Linked DNA regions of Homo sapiens: all the other regions are linked to region 1. A link is a contact called in ENCODE Hi-C or POLR2A ChIA-PET data. All regions are on one chromosome and are shown on one strand. Each heading gives the region's core, a stretch centred on a gene start or an enhancer-like site at or near the end of the contact. The rest is flanking DNA. Distances are from core to core; before and after follow the strand shown. Region 1 overlaps SLC44A1 (solute carrier family 44 member 1). Region 2 has its middle 53 kb from the start of SLC44A1. Region 3 has its middle 87 kb from the start of SLC44A1.

The links. A loop is a pair of places that touch in the nucleus more often than their neighbours do. ChIA-PET counts read pairs that join two places held with the same protein, here RNA polymerase II (POLR2A). Pooled maps may share reads with other maps.
Region 2: a map of K562 shows a loop between it and region 1 (2.1-fold over the local background). The contact joins two enhancer-like sites. A Hi-C loop is called at or near these places in 1 of 168 maps with a recorded cell type or tissue (K562) and 4 of 50 pooled maps. POLR2A ChIA-PET finds 5 or more read pairs at or near these places in 2 of 52 experiments (OCI-LY7 and Panc1).
Region 3: a loop to region 1 is called in a pooled map, with 3 times the contacts of the local background. The contact joins two enhancer-like sites. A Hi-C loop is called at or near these places in 1 of 168 maps with a recorded cell type or tissue (MCF 10A) and 6 of 50 pooled maps. POLR2A ChIA-PET finds 5 or more read pairs at or near these places in 4 of 52 experiments (CD8-positive, alpha-beta memory T cell, activated CD4-positive, alpha-beta memory T cell, activated T-cell and 1 more).

Annotation. Positions count from the first base shown.
Region 1 is chr9:105,384,124-105,386,946 of GRCh38, reverse strand. It overlaps SLC44A1 (solute carrier family 44 member 1), which reads right to left. Exons shown (of 16, transcript NM_080546.5): 15 at 1,445-1,525. Among named protein-coding and RNA genes, the nearest start is that of FSD1L, 62 kb to the left of the region's middle. Within about 2 kb of position 1,411, at least 7 of the 41 ENCODE cell types and tissues checked have a DNase peak (open chromatin) inside an H3K27ac peak, as active enhancers do.
Region 2 is chr9:105,190,495-105,193,203 of GRCh38, reverse strand. No RefSeq gene overlaps it. Among named protein-coding and RNA genes, the nearest start is that of SLC44A1, 53 kb to the left of the region's middle. Within about 2 kb of position 1,288, at least 5 of the 41 ENCODE cell types and tissues checked have a DNase peak (open chromatin) inside an H3K27ac peak, as active enhancers do.
Region 3 is chr9:105,155,890-105,158,589 of GRCh38, reverse strand. No RefSeq gene overlaps it. Among named protein-coding and RNA genes, the nearest start is that of SLC44A1, 87 kb to the left of the region's middle. Within about 2 kb of position 1,254, at least 7 of the 41 ENCODE cell types and tissues checked have a DNase peak (open chromatin) inside an H3K27ac peak, as active enhancers do.

The DNA of each region.
Region 1 (2,823 bases), core at 162-2,661:
CTGCTTCAGCCTCCCAAGTAACTCGGATTATAGGCACACGCCGCCATGCCCAGCTAATTTTTTTTTTTTTTTTTTTTTGGTATTTTAGTAGAGACAGGGTTTCACCGTTTTGCCCAGGCTGGTCTCAAACTGCTGAGCTCAGGCAATCCACCTGCCTCGGCCTCCCAAAGTGCTAGGATTACAGACATGAGCCACCATGCCTAGCCTACTTAAATGAACTTATTTTATAGCATATATTTTAAAGTTGAAAACCTACAAATCAGGGGTATCCAATCTTTTGGCTTCCCCAGGCCATCCTGGAAGAAGAATTGTCTTGGGCCACATATAAAATACATTAAGGATAGCTGATGGGCTTAAAAAAAAAAAGGCAAAAAATCTCATGTTTTAATAAAGTTTACGAATTTGTGTTGAAAGCCTTCCTAAGCCATATGCGGCCCACAGGCAGCAAGTTGGACAAACTTGCTATAAATCAAATCATTTACTAAAGTGTAAAGAAGACAGAAAGGAAAGTCCTTACCTCACACTTTTGAACATTATATGCAGTCAGGGGACACATTGTTTAAAATTATTTAAGGATGCAGACAATTATATAATATTTGAAAATAAACATGCTATTTAAAAAAATACGTGTTTAAATTAGGAAGTAATTAGACCAATATATGATAGAGGCATCTGTTTCTATGCTATAGTGACAATATCCATGTGAAAAGCAGCTCAAGGTTCTCTTACACTCATTAAGCTGCTTTTTTCAAATAAAAGTGGAGTAGAGAGATATATTTGTGTACATATACATATATAATATCAACTACCAGAAATAATTTATCCATCTCACAATTAAACTGGGAGAAGACTAGATTGTCTTACTGAGTGGGAATGTGGGTATTGATGAAAACAGCCTTGTTTGCTACTGAAAAATAGCTTAAGAAACAAAGAAAGTACAACCTAGGCAACAGAAGAAAAAGTCAGCCAAGGGAAAAGGACAGCAATGTAAGCAGAACCATACTTTTAAAAGGGGGAGTATGAATTTTAGCAAGTTGAAAGGAATTGCTATGATCACCTTCCAAAATGATAAAAATCAAACCGTCAGTTCAAGTGTACACCAAAATGTTCAGTCTGATGAAAGCCAAACACTGACAGTTAAAAAGGAAACAAGAGCAACAGCAGTTTTACCTTAGGGAAAAAACCATCATCCCCTACCCGCCCCTGCCGAGCACTGACGAGGATGCTGTTCCTTTCAGCTTACTTTTATAGAAGGTGGTCTCAGTTGTGACAAGAATTCTGCCATCCAAGTGATGGGTAAGCACACAAACAGAAAGAGCAGCATGTCCTGCGTGATACAGATAACAAAAGCTTCTCCTGAAGAAGTGCAGTCAGTGAAGACAGAGAGAGAGAGGAAGTGAAAGTGAAATTCTTGGAGGGCGGCCACCTCCTCATCTCCACCTACCATCGGCTTTAGCTCTCTGGAATCAGCGACGCCTCCCTTACCAGCTTCTTTCATTGCTTTCCTACTGTTTTCCACAAACTCCTGCAAAATATGGACCATATTGAATAAATTCTTGGGTCCTTTCAGATTTGTTAGTAGATGAATTCTAAAGAACATCTACATTTTTGACTCAATCTTGGTAAATGGATGGCTTAAAAACATAGCAATAAATAATGTTTAGTATCACACATGAGAGTTGCTAAATTTGTAGAAATGGACTCTGCAATTCGCTGATTAAAAAAATCTTCTTTCCATCCATTCATTGTGACAATCTTACTAAGGCTCCAAGAGATAATGTTAGTTCTACCTGGAAGAGAAAATACCTAACATTTTTAAGAGGCTATTTTCTCATACTCAGAATATCATTTTATTTGTTGTTGTTGTTTTTTTCTATATCAAGGTTAAATGAAACAACAAGAACACGTTACTCCATAAGCCTCCACTTTTAAATAACCATAGAAGGTAAAAGAACACATTGATACTGCTAAGCACATAATGCTTTTTTTCTTAACCAAACCATAAACAAACTACTCTTTTTAAAAAAAGTGTCAATCTGACCATGACATTACTTCATGAAGCAGGAAGACAGGGTGTATCAACCAGAACCTATGGTTAGTAGTAGTCGAAATGGGAATGTGCCCAAAGGGAACATTTCTATTCTGTCAACGTTTACGGGGAACTTCTTCATTAAATATCCTCACCATTCCTACAGAGAAAACTGAAGGGTGGAAAACAGTTATTTTTTACTCTGCTTTTGATCAGTGACTTAAAAAACAGTAACACTCTTCTAAATGCTTTAGTCACAAAAGAGATACAATAATCATGATCAAATTCCATTAAGAAAATAACCAGTTAGAATTAGTTTAGACATTAAGAAAATGTCCAGAATTTAGCTGATGTTGCCAGAAAAAGAGAAAATCAGTGCCAAATAGGTCAGCTAAATCATTTGGAATTCTTGCTATTGAAAAGAAAAAAAAAATCTAGGCTGGGCATGGAGGCTCACACCTGTAATCCCAGCATTTTGGAAGGCCGAGGCAGGCAGATCACCTGAGGACAGGAGTTCAAGACCGGCCTGGCCAACATGGTAAAACCCCATCTCTACTAAAAATACAAAAATTAGCCAGGAGTGGTGGCACATGCATGTAATCCCAGCTATTTGGGAGGCTGAGGGAGAACTGCTTGAACCTGGGAGGTAGAGGTTGCAGAGCCAAGACCATGCCACTGCACTGCAGTCTGGGTGACAAAGCAAGACTCCGTCTCAAAAAGAAAAAAAAAAAAATCTAGCTTATTTATTAATACACTTATTTTAGATTTAACTGGATAAAATATGCTCCTGGAAA
Region 2 (2,709 bases), core at 39-2,538, 190 kb after region 1:
TGCTATTTCTCTTGGAGAGCCCATTCACACATTCCTCTTCTTGCAACTGCTTGGTATCTTGAATCCCAAAGAGCCGTAGCAGTATCTGGCCTCTTCTGACATCTTAGAACCAAGCATACTATTTAAATGCACGTGAGTCTTTGCTACATTCAAGCAACTGAGCCACATAAATCTTAAATATCAAATAAAAAAGAAGGCTTTCTAACTGGTTAACGAAACTGGTTGTAAAAAATGTCTCCAACCGAGAGAGAACACAGACCTGCCTTTAGCTGCCTCTGTTCTTTAAAAGTGAAAATGCAGCATGTTAGAGAAAGTAAGAGAGTGGCAGCCTTCAAATTCTGTCTTGTAGACTGGAATAGTAAAACGAACCCCAATTCTGCTCAGGTGTCTTCCTTTAAGCCTAAGTGAAGACTGTAAGTCTATTGTAACAGCAACGGGGCCAGGCTCAGTGGCTCATGCCTGTAATCCCAGCACTTTGGGAAGCCAAGGTGGGCAGATCACTTGAGGTCAGGAGTTTGAGACCAGCCTGGCCAACATGGTGAACCCTGTCTCTACTAAAAATACAAAAATTAGCTGTGCATGGTGGCATGCACCTGTAGTCCCAGCTACTCGGGAGGCTGAGGCAGGAGAATCACTTGAACCCGGGAGGTAGAGGTGCAGTGGGCCAAGATCGCACCACTGCACTCCAGGCTCGGTGACAGAATGAGACTCCTGTCTCAAAGTAAAAAGAAAAAAATGGGAAGCAAAGGGAGGATTTTGGCTGCTTTTGCATTTTGAAGCCCTGAGAGATTCGTTTTCTTTCAGGGTACCTTGGAAAAGAGAATAGTTTAAGAGCAGCCTCAAGGGAGTCCAGACAACAGAAGAAAAGTTAAAGAGTCAGGAGAGTTTTGTTTTTTTTGTTTTTTGTTTTTTTTTTTGGAGACTTAGACAAATTTCAGTGTGCTGATGAATCCAACACAGTCCCAACTATCCTGTCATAGGAAATGAAATTTTGATCTGAAGTCAGGTTTCAGAAACACTCAGGAAAGTCTGTAAACCTAGCAAAACCCCAATTCAGCTGCTTTCTCACGCTCTTCAAAAGTACTCTGAATCCTGTCCTTTTCTTTTCCTTGACTGAAGTGGCTGTAGCACTAAAGAGTTGGCTAGCCAAGGTCATGGCTCTGGTGTAAAATGACCTAGTTTCCCAGATCACTCCTCCTGGGCAGCTAGACCCACTGTTGTCTCCTGTTTGATTGTGAAAGCATTGAACTTTCGACTTACAAAACCGCAAACTGAAAAATGGGTGTCGTTTTAAGTCACGAAATTTGTGGTAATTTTTATGTAGCAATAGAGAACAAATACAAACACCTTCCTCTTTCATTCCTCAGAAAAAAAGTTGAGAAGACCCATTACTCAGCTGTATGCACAAGGAAAAAGGGCATTCCTAGAATATGGGTGTGGATCTCTATAAAACAGGCATTTGTGAGTACAACTCCCTTTTTGAGAAAGGATCTGGGTGTCTGAATCCTCACTAATGAAACCGTGGAAATACTGATTCCAACCTAATAGAGGAGTCTCTCCTCTTTAGAGTATAGCAGATCCAACTCAACGGTTGCAGCACATTTAAAGTCCGCTAAAATGTGCAGCGAGTATTGCACACAGTAACACAACGGGACTAATAAAAGGATAAGAAAACAGAGTCTAGGCGCAGTAGCTCACGCCTGTAACCTCAGTGCTTTGGGAGGCCAAGGCGGGAGGATCACCTGAGGTCAGGGGCTCGAGACCAGCCTGACCAAGATGGTGAAACCCCGTCTCTACTAAATACAAAAAATTAGCCCAGTGTGGTGGCTCATGCCTGTAATCTCAGCTACTTGGAAGGCTGAGGCACCAGAATTGCTTGAATCTGGCAGGCAGAGGTTGCAGTGAGCTGAGACGACACCATTGCACTCCAGCCTGGGCGACAGAGTGAGACTCCATCTTTGTTGTTGTTGTTTTTTCTTTTTTTTTTTTTGAGACGGAGTCTCGCTCTGTCGCCCAGGCTGGAGTGCAGTGGTACGATCTCAGCTCACTGCAAGCTCCGCCTCCCGGGTTCATGCCATTCTCCTGCCTCAGTCTCCCCGTAGCTGGGACTACAGGCGCCCACTACCACGCCCAGCAAATTTTTTGTATTTTTAGTAGAGACGGGGTTTCACAGTGTTAGCCAGGATGGTCTCGATCTCCTGACCTTGTGATCCGCCCGCCTCGGCCTCCCAAAGTGCTGGGATTACAGGTGTGAGCCACCGCGCCCGGCCTGAGACTCCATCTTTAAAAAAAAAAAAAAGGGAAACGGGACTGCTGGGGGCAGGAGGTGGCCAAGGTGGTCGACTAGAAGCAGGTAGTGTGCGTAGCTCTCACAGAGAGGAATCAAAGGGGTGAGTAAATACAGTACCTTCATTGAAACATCCAGGTACATGCATTGGGACTAATCAAGGAAACAACTTGACCCATGGAGAATGGAGAATAGCAGGGCAGGACAGTAGCTCACTCAGGAGTGCCACAGAGCCAGGGGAGCCTCCCCCTGCCCAGGGAAGTGGTGAGAGCATATGTGACCCTGGGAACCCACCCTGTTCCCAAAGATCTTTGTAATCCTTGTGTCAGGAGATCCCCTCGTGAACCCACTCCACCAGGGCCTTCAGTCTGACACACAGAGCTACATGGAGCCTTGGCAGAGCAGCTGCTCAGGTACATGCA
Region 3 (2,700 bases), core at 5-2,504, 230 kb after region 1:
TCAAGACCAGCCTGGTCAACATGGCGAAACCCCATCTCTACTAAACGTACAAAAATTCGCTGGGCATGGTGGCAGATGCTTGTAATCCCAGCTACTCGGAAGGCTGAGGCAGGAGAATCACCTGAACCTGGGAGGTGGAAGTTGCAGTGAGCCGAGATCATGCCATTGCACTCTAGCTTGGGCAACCAAGAGTGAAACTCCGCCTCAAAAAAACAAAACAAGAAAGAAAAGAAAAGAAAAGAAAACAAAAGAAAAGAAAAGAAAAAAAAGAATCACGGTGAGTCTATGTTTCTTGCATAGAACCTCTGGGGTCCCAAGTGGCCATGGAGGCCACAGTTCTACTTCCGGCCCTAGCCCCGCCCCTACCCGCCTACCCACCATCGCAATGCATGATGGGCCACCACTTCACTTGGGCCACATCCACGAGACCCGAAGCTTCTTCCAGGTGGTGTGTGGCTGCCCCGAATGCGCTTTGAGAACATCCACTCCTTCCCCAATTTATATTGGGGGAATCAATAGTTTTTGTGCCTATCACCTCGTGTAATCGCAAAGATTTGTGCATAAAAGTTATGCCAGGCCGTGCACGGTGGCTCAAGCCTGTAATCCCAGCACTTTGGGAGGCCTAGGCGAGTTGGATCACCTGGGATCAGGAGTTCCAGAGCAGTCTGACCAATATGGAGAAACCCCGTCTCTACTAAAAATATAAAAATTAGCCAGGTGTGATGATGTGCACCTGTAGTCTCAGCTACTCTGGAGGCTGAGACAGGAGAATTGCTTGAACCCAGGAGGCGGAGGTTGCAGTGAGCCAAAAGCGCGCCACTGCACTCTAGCCTGGGCGACAGAACGAGACTCTGTCTCAAAAAAAAAAAAATAAAAATAAAAATAAAAAAGTTATCCCATTTCAGGGTAAGGGGATCACTGTATTTATTCCTCTTTTTAAGTCCAGTGGAAGTTAGGGATGAAATTGCCCAATGTGAGCCATGCCTTTTTAGTCTCGTAATTTGTTTCTCCCTGGAAGTCCTTAGCAACAGGCAGGAGACAGCAAAGTTCCCAGTGCACTGTGCTGAGTGGCAGAGGGTAGACCTGGCTCCATAGGAAGTCTGTCAGCCACAGACTGAACAGCTCCGTGGCTTTTGACCATATTTGCAGTGTCTCCCAGAGTTGTGAGCAGAAGCAGAGAGAGGATGCTGTGCACCAAGCGCTTGTAGGATCAGGCTTGCCCTGGCAGTCAGGCCATGGCTCTGGTGTCCAGATGATGGAGGGCAGGCCTCTCTGCTGTTGTAGCCGGGCTAAGCAAGTATGTTAATCTTCCTTTGTCACTAGGTGGCAGAATATAATTAAGATGTCAGAATTTCTTCCATAACATTGGAAGGCGTTTCTAGTTCCTTCTTAATGACCTCCTTCATTACTTTGCAGTATTTGCTAATGCCGTTTAGGACTGAGGCAATGAAATAAAATTTCCTTCTGCAAACATTTTCTATATTTATCCAGGATTCTACTTTTTTCATTTAACTGGCTTGCCTCTTAGGGAGAAGCATCCTTAACATAAAGTACATTCTCTTCTTAATGGCTACTGTTTGGACAATCCAAACTTCTTATTTTTATGTATTATTTTGTTACTCTTTGTGGGGTAGAAATAAATACTCTCCTGTCACATGTAAAATTTCAAATAGGTTTATTATAATGCATAATGTGATAATCCATTTTATAAATTAAAAATACATGAGTCCACATTGATAATAAATAGCTTTATTGATTTTCCTAACTATAAAGGCAATAGACACTCATTTAAAAAATTCTGAAAATACAGAAAAGTATAAAAAAGAAAAAATAATAACCAGTAATCCCACTATTCAAAGAGACCAAGCAGAAGGATGATAGAGTACCCCTGAATAATTGATCTTATCAAGTTGATGAAGCATAATTCTAAAAAAAACACATGGGTAAATATATGCCTCATAAAATATAATCCTGGGCTACCTGAAGGCCTGGGTCAGCACTTAACTCTTTTTTTTTTTTTTTTTTTTTTTTTTTTTTCCAGATGGAGTCTCACTCTGTTGCCCAGGCTGGAGTGCAGTGGCATGATCTTGGCCCACTGCAACCTCTGCCTCCCGGGTTCAAGCGATTCTCCTGCCTCAGCCTCCCGAGTAGCTGGGATTACAGGCATGAGCCACCACACCCAGCTAATTTTTGTATTTTTAGTAGAGACAGAGTTTCACCACGTTGGCCAGGCTGGTCTCAAACTCCTGACCTCAGGTGATCTGCCCACCTCGGCCTCCCAAAGTGCTGGGATTATAGGCGTGAGCCACTGGGCCCCGCGAAAACTATTTTTTATTAACATTTTATTATGAAAAATGTAAAGCATATACAAAAAAGTAGGAAGAACTTTATAACAAACCTGATGTATCCACACCCAGCTTCAAAAATTATCAATACATGGCGAATCTTGTTTCATCAATGCATGCTGACTTTTCTCCTCTCTAGTCTAGATGATGTTGATGATGATGATGATTACTGTTATTATTTGAGATAGGGTCTCACTCTGTCTCCCAGGCTGGAGTGCAGTGGTACGATCATGGCTTGCTGCAGCCTCGACCTCACCAGGCTCAAGCCATCCTCCCACCTCAGCCTCCTGAGTAGTGGGACTACAGGCAGATGCCACCACACTTGGCTCATTTTTAAATTTTTCCTAGAGACAGG